Regions from separate parts of the Mus musculus genome. Here region 1 is linked to region 2. Evidence: chromatin loops called from intact Hi-C (ENCODE). Cell type or tissue: heart. All regions are shown on one strand. Each heading gives the region's core, and the rest is flanking DNA. Links, peaks and the distances in the headings are about the cores only.

Evidence for each region. Peaks named below come from ENCODE experiments on the same cell type or tissue, not always from the same donor. Only the 100,000 strongest peaks of a DNase experiment are listed, where the experiment ranks them.
Region 1: it touches region 2 in a loop (5-fold over the local background); 22 of 42 quality-filtered maps call a loop at or near these places.

Annotation. Positions count from the first base shown.
Region 1 is chr11:117,908,566-117,916,889 of GRCm38, reverse strand. It overlaps Gm11725 (a long non-coding RNA gene), which reads right to left. Exons shown (of 3, transcript XR_001780380.2): 3 at 6,381-7,447. Among named protein-coding and RNA genes, the nearest start is that of Tha1, 39 kb to the right of the region's middle. In heart, for the core only: CTCF peaks have their summits at 1,356 (motif pointing left) and 4,003 (motif pointing left); DNase peaks (open chromatin) are centred at 2,690, 3,999 and 4,497; H3K4me3 peaks cover 385 bases; H3K27ac peaks cover 2,227 bases.
Region 2 is chr11:118,017,298-118,025,606 of GRCm38, reverse strand. It overlaps Pgs1 (phosphatidylglycerophosphate synthase 1), which reads right to left. Exons shown (of 10, transcript NM_133757.2): 9 at 5,875-6,000; 10 at 1,596-2,202. The coding sequence ends at 5,881. Dnah17 (dynein, axonemal, heavy chain 17) reads left to right here. Exons shown (of 81, transcript NM_001167746.1): 78 at 1-89; 79 at 361-504; 80 at 788-1,013; 81 at 2,110-3,884. The coding sequence ends at 2,357. Among named protein-coding and RNA genes, the nearest start is that of Mir6933, 19 kb to the right of the region's middle. In heart, for the core only: CTCF peaks have their summits at 3,625 (motif pointing right) and 7,078 (motif pointing right); a DNase peak (open chromatin) is centred at 3,604.

The sequences.
Region 1 (8,324 bases), core at 113-8,112, 110 kb after region 2:
GCAGAATTCTATAAGGAGCAGGGAAGGGGTTTCCTGAGCACCCAGCTCATTCCAGCCCAGGGAGAGGCTCCACGTCCCAGGGTCCGAGGCAAAACGTAACCATCCTTGAAGCCCAGGAACAAAACCAGAGCAGGCAGGTTACTCATAGCCCCAGTCAAACACTGCTGTACAGACAGCTTCTAAGGCTCCATCACACAACCCCATGCCGCCCCCCCCCGCCCACCCATGGGCTATAGCCGGGAGTCTCTTGCTAGCAGGGTTCTGAGCCTGCCTTAATCTCTCCTGCCCTTGGTAGACTCAGAGAGGCTGGCTCCCCTCCCTATGGCATCAACAGCTTAGTACCATCTTGCCAGCCCTCCCTGCTCGCAGCCAACCCTGTGTCCCCAATCCTGACTGCCCCCCACCCCTGAGCCCTGGTTTGCTTGCTATTGATGTAGTTATAGGCGTTCTAACCAAAAGCAACTGGTGGGGGGAGGGTTTATTTATTTATTTATTTATTTATCTTTCTGGTCTCGAAGTCCTTCACCAAGGGAAGCCAGGGCAGAAACTCTAGACAGGAACCTAGAGGCAGGAACAGAAGCAGAGGCCATGGAGGAGTGCTGTGTATTGGCTTGCTCTCCATGACTTGTTCATCTTGCTTATGTAAGGAATTACAGCTCCCAGGCCCACCTGTCCAGGGGTGGCGTTGCCCTCAGGAAGATGCTCAGCCTGATGTAGGCAGCCCCTCAGCTGAGGGCGCCTTTCCCCATATGATCCTATTTTGCGCAAGCCGATTAAGAACCAGGTTACTGCATGGCTCTCTTAGGCTCTGCCCCAAGGTCACCTTGTCAGAGAGGCCTGGGTGGGCCACAGGAAACAGGCTCTCAACACTGGATTATTCCCATCCTGTTGTGACGTGAGAATGTTTTCTTTCTCTCCCTTCCCCAAAGATCATAGACAAGATCTATCTTAGCCACCTTGCCGTCCCTGACAGGATTGACTGAACTCTCAAACTGTGAGCCAGCAGACCCCTCTTCCTGTAAGATGCTTCTAATGGGTCTTTGGTCGGAGTGGTAGAGAATAACGAATACAGTATATTCGGGTACCTCGCCACAGGAGAACTCTCTGGAAGGTAGAATAGTCACATGGTGCCCTGTGTGGGTATAGAAGCTTGGAGGCTGGAGGTTAGGGGAGAAGGCTCTACTTTCCACATTGCCCCTATCTGTAGGGCTTATGTTGAGCAATAAGGTTGGAGAGGTGGCTTGGTGGCTAGAAGTGCTGGCTATGCCTCCAGAGGACTTAGGTTCAATTCTTAGCACCCACATAGTGTGGCTCACAACCATCTCTATCTTCAGTCCCAGGGGATCTGGCGCCCTCTTCTGACATGTACAGGTACTGCATGCAAGTGATGCATATGCATGCTTCCAGGCAAAACATCCACACACATAAAGTAATTTAAAAAATGAAGGCATAAGCTGGGCTGGAGAGATGGCTCATCAGTTAAGAGCACTAACTGCTCTTCCAAAGGTCCTGAGTTCAAATCCCAGCAACCACATGGTGGCTCAGAACCACCCATAATGAGATCTGAAGCCCTCTTCTGCTGCATCTGAAGACTGCTACATTGTACTTAGATATAATAATAAACAAATCTTTAAAAAAAAAAAGAGCACTTGCTGCTCCTGCAGAGCACCTGGGTCAGTGACCAGCTCCCCCATCAGGCAGCTCTCTCCCACCTGCCTGTAACTCCAGCTCCAGGGCATCAGATACCTTCTTCTGGTTTCTGTGAGCACACACATAAAAATAAATCTTAGGGGGTTTGTTTGTTTGTTTGTTTGTTTGTTTGTTTTGGATCTTTTGAGACAGGGCTTGTCTGTGTAGCCCTGCCTGTCCTGGAACTCATCCTGGTCTGCCCTGCTCAGAGCTCAGAGTTTGCTGGCTACTGGAGAACAGGCACTAAGCCTTGGCTTTTGTTATTGTTGTTGAGTCAATCTTAAAAAAAAAAAAAAAAAAAAAAAAAAAGAGTAGACATTCGTAGTCACAGGACAAAGGTTCCTCTGATGGTGTCAGGCCAGGCTCATGTTGGGAGGAAGAAGCCTCATCAGGAAGTGGGTAAGTTCCAGGTGAGGTATCCCTTAAGTGTGGTGGAGGAGCACGTGAGGATTAGGGAGGAGTCTGAGCAAGGGAAGCCGAGCTGGCAGCCGCTGCAGTCATGACCCTTTGAAGTTCATCTGGACAAACCACAGTCCTGGGCGTGCTGTCTCCAGACTGCGTTAGATAAGGGGGCCCAGCCTGGCCAGCCTGCAGGCAGGAGGCTCACGCCCATGTACCTTCTGCAGCCGCCCATCACTGGCTTCGACGCCCTCGTCTGAGGGACGCTTCAGTGGACCCAAGTGGACCTCGAGGGGCCACAGCTAGGCTCTGGCTTCAGTTTCCCTGCTGGCTGGGACACTGCCTGTTCCCAGAACACTCTCTGCCCCAGAGGCCGTTCACCCTGGGTAGGGGCCCAGGATAAAAGATGCCACCCGAGCTATCCCTTTGATGGTGGCATCAGCTACTGCCAGGGTGAGCTGGTGATGGGGCGGGGATGGAGGTCACTTCTGCTCAGAGGCCTGTAGCCTTCTGCCCATGTTCGAGCCAAAGCCCAGCTAGGAGGCCTCAAGCCCCGGTTGCAGGGAGTCCTTCTAGTTGAGAGGCCCTGTGCTCAGCAGACCCTGGGCTGACTGGCCTGAAGAGCATGCTGAGAGGAGAACCCCACTCTTGTGACTGTGAATGGAGTAAGGGGAGCGGCCAGCCCAGGGGCTGAACGAGGACCACCATGTGTGCCCCTGCTGAGGGGCAGCTTAGGGCTAAGGCGGGATGCTAGGGGCAATGCCAGTCCCCTCGGCCTCCAAGTCTGTGCTTCTTCCTCCCTGAAGGCAGCCAGTTGTGCCTGATGCTACAGGGCCTGAGAAAAAGACAGGCTGGACATGGTGGCACACGCCTTTAATCCCAGCACTTGGGAGGCAGAGGCAGGCGGATTTCTGAGTTCGAGGCATGCTGGGCTACAGAGTGAGTTCCAGGACAGCCAGGGCTACACAGAGAAACCCTGTCTTGAAAAACAAACAAACAAAAAAGACAGAAGCACACGGGACTGCTGTGTGTGTGTGTGGCTGAGTGGACTGTGCAAACAGTGGGACCCTTAAAAAAAAAAAAGTAAGAATTTGATAGAACATTAAACGGGACATGAGGCGTGTCTGTGTTCATGGGCTCATGCATTCTTGGGTCACCAGTACCAGAAACCCATCCTGAAGTAAAGAAAAAGCACAAAGAAAGTACTGTATAGCCATGTGTAAACTCACAATACACATGCACAAAAGCTCTGAGGCCACCATGTGTAAACTCATAATACACACAAAGGCCCAGTGGCCACTATGTGTAAACTCATAATACACACAAAGGCCCTGTGGCCACCATGTGTAAATACACAATACACACAAAGGCCCTGTGGCCACCTGGCACTCACATGGCAGGTGGCGGAGTTGGACTCTAAAGGCAGACCTGCCAGGTCCTCCCTGAAGGGCCGGCCCATTAGACCTGACAGTCTGAGGAACTGCCCCTTCCTAAGAGGCAGGGTTTCTTGACACTGTGGTACCCAAGACCCAACTCCCTGTTACCCAAGTTTGAAGTCTGGTTCTGTCTAGTCATTCTCTGGGGCCCCATTTCTTTATCTGTATATTATTATCTCTATTTACTACTGAGTTATTTCTCATGACTCATACGCAACACGTAGAGTAGCCCAGCCACATAAATGGCCTGGGTGGTGCTCCCCAACCCCCTCCATGGTCTCACTGTGGGCCTCCGTTTGCTCTCCTGGGGTTACCTCCTGCACTGACTTACCTCCACCTAAAGAAAGCCAAACCACCCAGCAGTGAGTATAGATCTGGGGCCATCTTCCTTCCACATCCACGCTTCCAAGTGGAAGGAAACACAGCCTACAGCTCCGGCCTTTGCTGAGGGCCACTGCGCTGCAAAGGGCTCCCTCTAGCGGTGCGAAGCTGCTCCCCTGGGCCCTAGCTCACCCTGGGGAGGAAGTGGGAAGCAGCTGGAATCCAGCTCTTTCTCCCCTGGGCGGTGTGGCAGGGTCTTAAGGCTCTCAGCTTCTGGCCCGTGTGTGGAGACGCCTGTAGACTCGCCTTTGTCTTTTCAATCCTTTGAGCAGCAGACCTGGATCAATGCAGCAGCAAGAGTAGAGGCTCCAAGAAGAGAAGCTGCCAGTTCGCGGCTGTCTGCGGGGGAGGGGGAGAGAGGATGGGGGCGGGGGGCGGTTCCAGGCCTGCAGCACAGACCACCCACAGTTCGAGGCTCTTACAGATGGCAGAAAGGGGGGGCATGGAAACCTACAGCTTCCCCCCCCCCCCACACAGGGTTTCTCTGTATAGCCCTGGCTGTCCAGGAATTCACTTGTAGACCAGGTTGGCCTCGAACTCAGAAATCCGCCTGCCTCTGCCTCCCCAGTGCTGGGATTAAAGGCGTGCGCCACCAGCCTACAGCCTTGAAGTACAGACAGAGAGAAGAGGGTGGAGGAAGGGGTGCATGGGTAGGTACTTTGGGTGGGCGTGTCGGCTGCGGGGGTGGGAGGTGAGTGACCACTCTAGAGAACTCTGAAACACTTTTCCTCTTTGGGGTTTTGAGACAATGTCTTGTTGTGTGACCCTGCCTGGCCTAGAACTCACTACAGAGCTCAGCTTAGCCTTGAACTCCATGCAGTCCTCAAGGGCTTAAAGAATAGGTATGCCCTCCATTCTCTGCTCTCCCCAGCCACTTGGCTGACACGGAATTCACTCTGTAGAACAGGTTAGCCTGGAACAGTCTATGTAGACCAGGCTAGCCTCAAACTCATAGCAATACTGTGGCATCGACCTCCTGGTGCTGGGATTCCAGGCAGTGTACCACTCCTGACCCCAGGCCTGCTTTCCTCTTCCTTTGTTGCTTGCACTCACCCCTATGTCTCCCTGTGCCACCTGTGTCCCCCTGTACCCCCTATATAGCTGAGAATGACCTTGAACTTCTGACCCCACCCCACCCCCGACTTCCACTTCCTGGGTGGCAGGATTTCAGGCTTAAGCCACCGCTGCCACATTTATGTGATCCTAGGGGTGGAACCCAGGGCTCCATGCACACTAGGCAAGCATTCTGCCCGCTGAACTCCCAGCCTCCAAAACCTTTTAGGACATGTTTTCCCTGTGCAGCCCTGGCTGTCCTGGAACTCACTCTGCAAACCAGGCTGGCCTTGAACTCAGAGATGTACCTGCCTCCGGACTGTTGGGATTAAATTCATGTGCCACCACGCCAAACCCTTCTTAAGGACAGACTCCTAGGGCCCTTTGCAGCCCGCTGCTTGGGCTGGTCTGGAGGGGAGCCTAGGCACCTGCATTCATACAGACAGCGAGTGAGGCTGATACACAAAAGCCTCCTCAGCTCCTGTGACATCCATTGCCACCTAGGAGCATACAAGCCGGGCCCCAGGGCCTGGACCTTGAGTTATGAGGGCCAAGGATACCCCTGTTTATATGACACACACCTGGGATTCTGAGAGGGATACAGCATTGGGAAGGAGGAGCCCCAGGATCAACAGTGCAAGCAAGGAACAGGCACGGACCCTGGTGACCTCCACCAACCCCATGTATTCAGGAAAGGACACACCTGTCCTCGCCAGCTCTGAGCAAAGTCTGGATGGCACTCACTGTCACCCCCGCCCCTGCCACAGCAGCTGTGCACCCATGTAGCCCCCACACTCCCTGACCACTGGTGTCTGAATGACCCGTCCAGTCCATGGGATCCTCGTGAGCTGAGCCCAGGTCCTACCTATTTTGTGCTTTTCTCACTGGGATGAACACTGACCAGAAGGGACTGGGGAGGAAAGGGCCACTCTGGAGACGGAAGCCGTGTCCCGTACATGCTAGGTGACCGCTCTGTCACTGTCATATCCCAGCTCTCTTTTTGTTTGTTTTGAGATTAGCTCTCACTATGTAGCCCAGGCTGGCCTCAAACTCATGAATCAACTGCACCAACCTTTTGAACACTGCAGCTGTTTGTTGCTGGTGTTTTCAGACAGGGTCTCATGTAGCCCAGGCTGGCCTTGTACTCCTCCTGCCTGGACTTCGCATGTGCTGGGATTACAGGTGTACACTATCATGTCCAGGGTATGAAGTGTGATGGTCTAACCTAGCACTTCACAGCTGTGCTACACCCCAGTACTTGCTGTCTGTGAGGGCTCTGATCTCTTCTTTTTTTTTTTTTTTTTTTAAAGATTTATTTATTTATTATATGTAAGTGCACTGTCGCTGTCTTCAGACACTCCAGAAGAGGGAGTCAGATCTCATTACGGGTGGTTGTGAGCCACCATGTGGTTGCTGGGATTTGAACTCAGGACCTTCGGAAGAGCAGTCGGGTGCTCTTACCCGCTGAGCCATCTTTCCAGCCCTGATCTCTTCTTAGGACCTTGTGTAAACCCGGTTTCCTTCTTCTTGTCTTTGAATACCATCCCACTTGGTTAGAACCTCAACTGTGGGGGGGGGGGCATAGTTCTGTCTATAATCAGTGTCAGTAAAATTCTATTCTGGGGTTTGGGGGGGGACATAAACAATGCCCACCCTTCCTCCTAACAACAAATCCAGGCACAATTCCTCTAACATTCACTCGGGGGAACCAATGGCTTTATCAGACTTTCTTACGGAGCATGGGTGATTGATTGATTGATTGATTACAGGAGTGATTGTTGCCCTCGACCCTCTCAAAGGGCCACACCAGAAAATCTCTACCCAGCAGGGAAAACTTTCCCATCAATGGCTGAGTAGATAGAACCCTCCTCCCTAGTCTTCCCAGCCTCCATACCCTAACCCCTCTCCTAAGATCAGCAGGTGTTATGGAGAGACTGTCTGCTTAGGCGAGGGCCTCCTGACCCTTCCCGACTCTGTGAGCAAGCCCAGCCAGGATGGTCTTTTCGATCTGAACGCCCAAAGAGATACTGTGGAGTCAGAGGACAGACCTACCAAGAGGCCATGGCCAGCTGTGCCCAGCCCCAGGTCCTTTCTCATCCTCCGGAGTTAAGTTGCTACCTCCTGTCCTCCAGAGTCTCTAGCCTTGTGTGACTGGCAGCTGCTGCCCCGAGGTTGCCTCATGCCTCTCCCAAGAGTCCCTTGTCCCCCGTCCCGTTTCTCCTCAGGATGGGAGGCATCGCAAATGACCCCCAAGGAAGAGGCGGCATGGGATTGTGTCAGGTCTCCCCAGTCACCAGCTCTGCCAGGAAGTGGCTGCTGGACCCCCCAAACTGAGGACAGACCCAAGAGCCTGCTTATTGCCTTTCCTGTTGTTTGTGGTTTTGTTGTGATCCGGTTCACAATCCCTCGTGCATGGTCTGAGGGTTTCTTGTGCGTCTACAGAGTTGGGCAACCACCACTGCAGTCCAGGATAGAACATTCTTGTCACCCTAGAAAGAAGAAAGAAAAACACCTTTATCTACCACTCTCCAACCCCACATCCCAGCCCTGACAACCACCGGCCTGCTCTCTGTCTATGGAAATTTCCAGAAGTGTCCTGTTCAGCCCTGCATCTGTCACAGGTTGTATGAACCGGTTTTCTACAAGGCGACCTGACTCGGGTCCCCACTCTGCCCACCTCTCTCTCTGTCCTCTCGTTTTTGGGGGGAGGCCCATCTCAAGTGGTATGTAGGACCAGCCATTCTAGTCCAACAACTTGTAGGCCAGGGACCAGGTGGTGAGAGTCATCTCTGTGGATCTCAGACTGCTAGTGTTCTGTCATAATATGCCACGGCAAACTGAGGGAGCATACACAGTCCATGTGTGTCTCTTAGAGCTCCTACTTCTCAGCTTCTCCATCTTTATTTTACCTGCCTGGTGATGATGGTGGTGATGGTGATGATGGTGATGATGGTGGTAGTGATGGTGGTGGCGGCAGTAGTGGTGGCAGCAGCGGTAGCATTACAGTGGGTTGAACTGATTTGTTATCAGGACAGCCAGGGCTATACAGAGAAACCCTGTCTCGAAAAAACAAACAAATAAAAAAGATTTGTTACCTTGAACAGTGAAGGTAAAATCTTTTTTTTTTTTTTTTGTTTTTTTGTTTTTTCGAGACAGGGTTTCTCTGTATAGCCCTGGCTGTCCTGGAGCTCACTTTGTAGACCAGGCTGGCCTCGAACTCAGAAATCAGCCTGCCTCTGCCTCCCGAGTGCTGGGATTAAAGGCATGCGCCACCACACCCGGCTGAAGGTAAAATCTTATTTGACAAAAAAACTCTTTGCAGATATACTTAGGTTACAAACCTTTTTTCTCTTTGTTTTGTTTTTC
Region 2 (8,309 bases), core at 1-8,000:
TGGTGGTCGCCTTTCAAGAATGTGAGAGGATGAACATCCTCACCAATGAGATGCGGCGCTCACTGAAGGAGCTGAACCTGGGACTGAAGGTAAAGCTGCAGTGCCTGGCACGGGCATGGGCATGGGCATGGGCAATAGGCTGGTCTGCAGAGGGCCTGCCACACAGGTCTCCAGTCTGGCTTTTGGAGACTGGTATGTGACTGGCTGACCCTTATCAGAGCCCTTCCCTCCCTGGTCTCCAGTCCTGTGACCTCCAGTACAGGCCACAGAGGTTAGCTACTGCTTGTCCGTGGTCTTGGGAGGTGGGCTCTCCCCCATGCTAACCACACCCATCCTCCAAAATGTGACTGTGTCCCTTAGGGTGAGCTGACCATCACAACCGACATGGAAGACTTGTCCACTGCTCTGTTCTATGACACTGTGCCTGACACCTGGGTGGCCCGGGCCTACCCCTCCATGATGGGCCTGGCAGCTTGGTATGCCGATCTGCTGCAACGTATCAGGGTAAGTCACGGGACCCTGGAACCTCCAGCAGCCTACGTGCCATGGCCCCAGGGTCCCTACCAACCACCACTGCTGAAGCGGGTGGGAAGGCCGGGCCCAGCCCCCAGCCCCTGATGTCTGATCAGGCAGGCAGGCGTGACTTCCCAAGGAGAGAGAAGGCATCAGACAAGTGAGCACAGAAAGCCCAGGGGAGCCCCTGGGAGTCCCTTCTCTATACAGCAAAGACAGGAGCACGAGCGGCTTCTGGGCCAGGCTCCCCTCAGCAGCTCACGTTTTCTTCCAGGAGCTTGAATCCTGGACCACAGACTTCGCCCTGCCCACCACTGTGTGGCTAGCTGGCTTCTTCAACCCACAGTCCTTTCTCACTGCTATTATGCAGTCCATGGCCAGGAAAAATGAGTGGCCCCTGGATAAGATGTGTCTGTCTGTGGAAGTGACCAAGAAGAATCGGGAGGACATGACCGCTCCTCCCCGAGAGGGCTCCTACGTGTACGGGCTCTTCATGGAAGGTAACTTGTCTGTCCAAGAAGCCTCCAGAATCACGTCCACTCAGCTGTAAATGAGACAGGGCGGGCACAGTCCCGGGCAGGGGTGGGCTTGGAGCCACACTGAGCCCTAGAGGGGACTGAGGTGTGGAGGCCTGGAGGATTGCTAGGATTTCATGGGCAGTAGGAAGATCCCATCTCAGAAATAGAGACAACACTCATTCCAGCCAGCTCTAGCCCAGACAGGAGCATCTGTGTGCAGAAAACTTAAACCACTCAGTCGTGATGAGGAATGCGGCCTCTAACCTCAAACTGGAGCTTTGCTGAGTCTGGGGCTCAGGGCATGTGGGCTGATCCCCAGCTAGTGGTGGGGGGGTCACCTCTGCCAGCATTCCTACTGAGGTTCCCCTAAGTAAAGGCTTCAAGGAGGAAGACTGTCCAGGCCACCCACCAAGCCAGGACAGCAGGAGGGAGATCACTAGGGCACCCATTAGAATCTACTCTGCAGCCAGAAGGCTGTTTTCTTGGAATCACAGTTCCATCAATGCTGTGTCAGGACCAGGCCACCCAAGGGTCACGCACCCACATCACTTGAGCAACACAACAGCCATTCTCCATGTTTATTGTGATTCCAATGCCACGCAGGACACAAACACCATTGGCTAGGATAAGAGACAACAGCAGTCTGGCTAAGGGCAGATAGTGTTTATATGTGCATCTATATATAACTTATTCCCTATGTACACAGAGAGTAGACATTACACAGGAGGGATCAGGAAGGAACATTGCTGGGATCTGAGCTGCGGTCAGTTTTCTCTGCCACTGACATTGAGAAGGCTGAGATGAAGCTCTGAGAAGATGCAGCCTCAGAGCCATTACGGCATGCAGAGTCACCTCGGAGTCCTTGGTTCACACTCCTCCATGTTTGGCACTCTCAGACCCTGGCACCTGGCCTGAACGCTTCATGGCTCCCAGTCACTGGCCTGTCTCTGAAAAGAGTGGGGAGGTTGGAGGCCAGGCCTCTCTCCCTACCGTGCCTCCCTTTTTCACGGTCAGCATCCAAACAGTGGGTTCTGCCTCCCCTAGGGCACCCAGACCCTCAGCTCCATTGTCCCCACAGGAGCTCGCTGGGACACCCAGACCGGAGTCATTGCTGAAGCCCGGTTGAAGGATCTGACCCCAGTCATGCCCGTCATCTTCATCAAGGCCATTCCTGTGGACCGAATGGAGACCAAGAACATCTATGAATGCCCCGTATACAAGACGCGTATCCGAGGACCCACCTATGTCTGGACTTTTAACCTGAAGACCAAAGAGAAGGCAGCCAAGTGGATCCTGGCAGCTGTGGCGCTGCTCCTGCAGGTGTAGCCCTACCTACAGTGTGACTAGGCCGGTACCGATCCTGCCTGGTTCTAACCAGAAAACAGACACATTTTACCACTTTTGACTTCTTACAAACCCAGTGCTCCTGGGCTATGGAGCAGGCGTGGGGGTGTCAGGGGCGGGGTGTATGTGTACAGATTAAAATGCTTGCAATCATTGTGCCCGTCTGATGCACTCAGTTCCCAATGCCACACACAGCAGTGAAGCCTGATTCCCAGCAGCTAAGGAGCCAGCATCCTGGGAAACAAACCCTGAATCTGACTTTCAGGAGCCCAGGAACTTGGCTCGCGCAAGCAGGAGGTGGGGTCAGGGTACAGCACACAAAGTGCCACAGCCAGGGCATCAGGTGCTCCCTGCACACAGCAGCATCTACACTGAGCTCAAGAATAAACAAGAGCCTGCAGTAATCCCCATGCCTGCCTTCCCAACTGCTGTCCCAGAACTGAAAAAGCCAGCCGTGACAGACAGGTGCCATGCAGCCACCCTTCCCACAGAGTAAGGACAGCAGGAGCTGTCACCACATGCTGTGCTCTGGGGTCCCGGGTTTCTCCTGCCTGCAGTAGGGCAGCAGCAGTACAGACTAGGGCCCTCCCCACCTCGTACTTGTGCCGGTCCCACCCCACCTAGTCACACACACCCTGCAAATGCTCCAGACCCAGCTGTGGGGTGGCTGTGTGGACCTTGGTTCTCCACCTAACATGCACACAGGCATGCACAGACACCCCTCGGAGACACAGCAGACTGCAACCCCTTTCAACAGCCCTCCCTCTTCAGTAGGTACCCGCCCCTAGTGATGATGGGCAGACAGGTGGGCTGAGGCCCCGCTGACTGACTGAATCTATCAGAACCATCAGCAGGAAAGAGAAAAAAGCCAAGCCTCAGAGACAGACAGTACTGATGCCAAGCTAACACACAGCAAGGCACCCAGGCTACAAACAGGCGGCAGGACATTGGGAGATAGGCAAGAGGACACCAGGGGTGATGGGAAACAGCCAGCAAAGCCTCTAGCTCCAGTAAGGGGGGGGGGGGGCTCCCTGTAGGGCAGGATATCACTTTCTGGGTTTCTAAGCCTTCAAAGTTGCAAAGCAAAGCTCAGCTCCTTGGGCACTGCCCCACCCCAGCCTGTCTGATCTGGGACCAGGCGCCTGAAGGACAGTCACCTAAGGGAAGAGGCCCTGGTATCTGAGCCCCAACCAGGGACAGAGGGACTCTAACCTCCTTGGGGAACCCTAGCTGCTGTGCACTGCCTCTGCTGGCCAGGAGGGGTCACTGTAGCTCCCTCATGTGGCACAGCCAGCAGGCTCCAGGCAACTTGTTCCAATCCTTGGTAATAACACAAAGTGAATTTTTCTAATTTTGCCTTTGAAGCCTAAAATAAAGCAGTAATTTATTCCACACATACAAATTGTGAGTTGACAAAATTATCTCCAAACTTTCCAAAGGCCAAGCTACCTGCAGGTATCTGGAACAAAGTGCTGGATTCAGACTAAAGAGCCCGGACTGCAGAGAGGAGGAGTCCCAAAAGGCCTGAGAGTCACCAGGGGCACAGAGCAGAGGAGGGTCACTCTGCCCAGTGCTGCTCATTCGAATGCCAGTGCCCTATACGCCCAGCCCCCTGCAGTTCCTGTGCTGGTATCAGTTATGCCTGGGTCGCACACAATGCTGAGCGCTGCTGCCCAGGACAGCACTGCCCCACCTTGTAACTCCAAGCAGCAGCCGTCCTGGCTATGTCTGGGTGTTTCTGACTCTGCAGGGCCCCCTGCTACAGCCAGTCACTGGTGGCAAGGCCAGCCAGCCACAGCTTGTTGATCTCAACAGAGGCAGCATCACTGCTGTGGGGTCCCTATGGTTGTTCCCTGCACAGCAGGCTGTGCTGTAGCGAAACTCAAGTTTCCAGCCTCCCAGACACCCTGGAGAGGAATGGACAAGAGAGCAGGCTTCTCAAAGTGCACTGGAGGGGACCTGCTGTGAGGAGGGACACAACATTTGAACCGGCTTATCTATCATAAGCTGGAACCTAACTAGATGGTGGTAGTGCACGCCTTTAACCCCAGCACTCGGGAGGCAGAGGCAGGCAGATCTCTGAGTTCGAGGCCAGCCTGGTCTACAGAGTGAGTTCCAGGACAGCCAGGGCTACACAGAGAAACCCTGTCTCGAAACCATCCCCCACCCCCAAAAAGCAACAGCAATAGTAACTTCAGATCTCATGTCAAACCAAGAACACTACAATGAGCCGGGTTCAGTGGTACATGCAAGTGGTCCTAACACTTGAGGGATCGAGGCAGGAGGATTGCCATGAACTTGAGGCCAGCCCAGTCTTATTTCTCCAGGCTTACGCACATTGTCTGGTTAGGAATTCATCTGTATAGAGTGTGATGGAAACGGTAGGCACTGGGTTTAGAGACATATGGACATGTGTCACCAGCCTGGCAGAGTGGCTGCTGGAGGGAGGCTGGCCCTCAGGTACATCTCATTCTACTTTCGTATAATATTTAAGAATGACTGAAAAATAACTAAAATAGTGATTAAAGGTTATTTTGTTTTTCCAGACAGGGTTTCTCTGTATAGTCCTGGCTGTGTTAGAACTCATACTGGAGACCACACTGGCCTTGAATTCACAGACATCCTCCTGCCTCTGCCTCCTGAGTGTCGTGATGTATAATCACTGTCCCTGACTGATAAAAGATTTTTTTATTTTAAATGGAAGTATTGCTAGGCCTGGTGGTCCATGCCTTTAATCCTAGCACTTGAGAGGCAGAGACAGGTAAATTTCTGTGAGCTCCATGCCAGCCAGGGCTAACGAGACCTTGTCTCCAAGTAAATACAGTAAAAATGAAGGCATGAGAAAGAAAGGCAGGAGCAGAGAAGCAAAGGTCCCCAGGCAAACCCCTCTACCCTCCAGGATGCATCGGGTCCTGAGAGCCCATGGCTTGCGCATGGTAGCCAGCTCTGCACAGCAAAGCAGCTCAAGTAAGGCCATGCTCCCACCTGTCCAACCACATCCCCTACTGCCCAGGCTACTACATGAGCAATGGGAGCATCAAGCTGCCTCCCTGCTATCACAGTAACCTGCTGCGGATCAGGGAAGACAGGCTGTCTGTCATGCTTTGTCCCATCCCATCACCTGTGTGCCCGAGCACACACCACACGCAAGCTTAGCTCTCTAGAACAGCTCCTCCATCTTTAAGCACTGTCTGTCACAGGGCCACACCACACTGCCTAGAGCAGGGAATGGAAGAAGCCCCGCTATGGCCCTTGCCCCAGAACCCTGTGCAGGGAGAGCAGGAGGAGATAGGTGAAGCTGGCCTCACCACAGGTGGTCCCAGCCCAGGACGGGAGGAGGGAGGAGCAAAGTCCAGCGCTTACTTTAAAACTGCCATCCAAAACCACTCAATATTGCTGTATCAAATAAAGGGAGCAGTGGACAGACAGACAAGGCTGCACGCTCCCTCAAGGATCCCGTCAGGACACTCCTGGCCTACTTTGAATTCCCAGCACCTGCCTGTTCTCAGAAGAAGTTCTTGATTAGCGGGGTCACCATCTTCACCCACAGCTTGACCTGCCGCCCTGGCTGCTCAAAGGTTGCGGAGGTCACCACACCAGACCGCAGGTAGAGCTGCTCTTGCTCCTGAGGAGAGAAAGGACAGTCAGGCACTAGATGTGGGTCACTCTGTGGTTCCTAGACACCTGGTACAGCAGAGCTAGCTGTCTGTCCACAAGACCGGCCAGAGGCGCCAGCCACACAGCCTCCTGAGGACCCCAGCCAAGAGGCTCTGCCTCTGTATATCGCTGATTTAGCTCAACAGTTAGAGCTGGTGGGAAAACTATTTTAGATGTTTACCCCTCGTGAAATAAATTAGTGTGAGTTAAGTAAGATAAGAAACAGGGGTCTGGGGTAGGTGTCAATCAGTAGTAGCAGTATTCCTAGCTCATCATGTGTAACATAGAAAAGAAATGTCTAACACATGGCAGGTTCCCTTCCACCAACTGCAGGTCACTGTGCAGTATCAGCCACCACTGCTGAAGGGAAGTGACACTCGCCAGAGGTTGTCCCAAGAAAGCAACTATGATCTCACCCCCACAGTAAGATCTTTACAGACACTTGTGCAGCCACATTTACAGTGGAGAAAGGCTGGAAACCACCTAAATATCCAGTATTCACTTATAAATTAACCCAGATGACACACCAGTGTCAGGACTGACGTTAAGAGGAAAGTAAAGAAAAGTAACAGAAACCAGACATAGACACACAACATACAGCTGAACGCATGCCCACCAGACACCACAGAAACCAGACATGAGACACACAACATAAACATATAGCTGGTCCCAGAGAACACATGACCGCCAGACATCAAACCCTTCAGACACTCAAGCCCTGAATCCAACAGCGGCGTGTACATGCTCACACAGGCACGCTTTTATCCCGTTTCAGCGTTGGCAATTGGGCCTAGAGCCTCGTGCCTGCTAGGTGAGCAGGGTGCTCCACCACCCAGCTACAGCTCCAGTTGCCCACTTTTTAAAAAACTCTAAGATAGGATCTTACTAAATTACCTAGGCTAACCTTGAACTTACAGTCCTTCTGTGTCAGCTTCCAGAGCTGCTGAGATTGCAGCCCTGAACCACCCGGCCTGCCTCTCACATAGACATTTTATGTGTATCTGCAAATAGATGAGTGTATACATGCAGTTCCCACAGAGGCCAGAAGAGGGCATCATATTCCCTGGAGCTGAAGTTACAGGCAGTTGTGAGCCTCCCAATGGGCGCTGGGTCCTCAACAAGAGCTGGATAGACTCTGATCTCCAGCCAGGTCTCAAGACTTTTCAACACCATGTTATTTAAAATATCTAACACAACTGTAAGTATAAGATGTAATATCATCAATGTCATGTATCGTATGACGTTCTACTGCACTCTTCAGAGAAACAAGACAAAGCCTGAGCATATCCAAGTCAGAGCAAACCTCCTTACGCATTTCCCATCCACAGTGGTTGGCTCCTTGGACTTGGTACATACAGGAGTGGAAGGCTGAGAGTCGGAATGAAGACAGAGTGATCCAAGTGAGTCCCATGAAGACACAGTTTCTTCTGTCCCAAGCAATGTTTAAACTTTTACCTTTAAAACCAAGTTTTAAAAGATACATGCAGACTGATTGGTAAAGGCACTGCCTCCAAGCCTGACAATTCCTACGGTAGGAGAGAAGTGACTCCTTTAACTTGTCCACACCATGTTGTGGCACCAGTGTGTGTGAGTGTGTGCGTGCGTGCGCGCGTACGTAAGTGTGTGTGTGTGTGTGTGTGTGTGTGTGTGTGTGTGTGTACAGAAGGGATGGTAATAAAAGAAAACTAACATATACATGTTTGTCTCCAATCATATTAGGTTTGTGGAGCTGGGTCTGTGGAGACTTCTGCAAACCAGCCCCTCCCCCAGACCAGAGCTGGCTCCTCCACGGACCACAGCCCATAAAACCGGACAGCAGTATTCATGGTGTACTGGCTGGTTTTGTGTGTCAACTTGACACAAGCTGGAGTTATCACAGAGAAAGGAGCCTCCCTCGAGGAAATGCCTCCATGAGATCCAGCTGTAAAGCATTTTCTCAATTAGTGATCAAGGTGAGAGGGCCTACTGGGCTGGAGGTCCTGGGTTCTATAAGAGAGTAGGCTGAGCAAGCCAGGGGAAGCAAGCCAGTAAGCAGCATCCCTCCATGGCCTCTGCATCAGCTCCTGCTTCCTGACCTATTTGAGTTCCAGTCCTGACTTCCTTTGGTGATGAACAGCCATGTGGAAGTGTAAGCTGAATAAACCCTTTCCTCTTGAATCAACTTGCTTCTTGATTATGATGTTTGTGCAGGAACAGAAACCCTAAGACACAAGGCATGTGGGAACTGTCACAATGGGGAAGCCAGCTGTGGGGACATTTGTATGGACACTCTACACA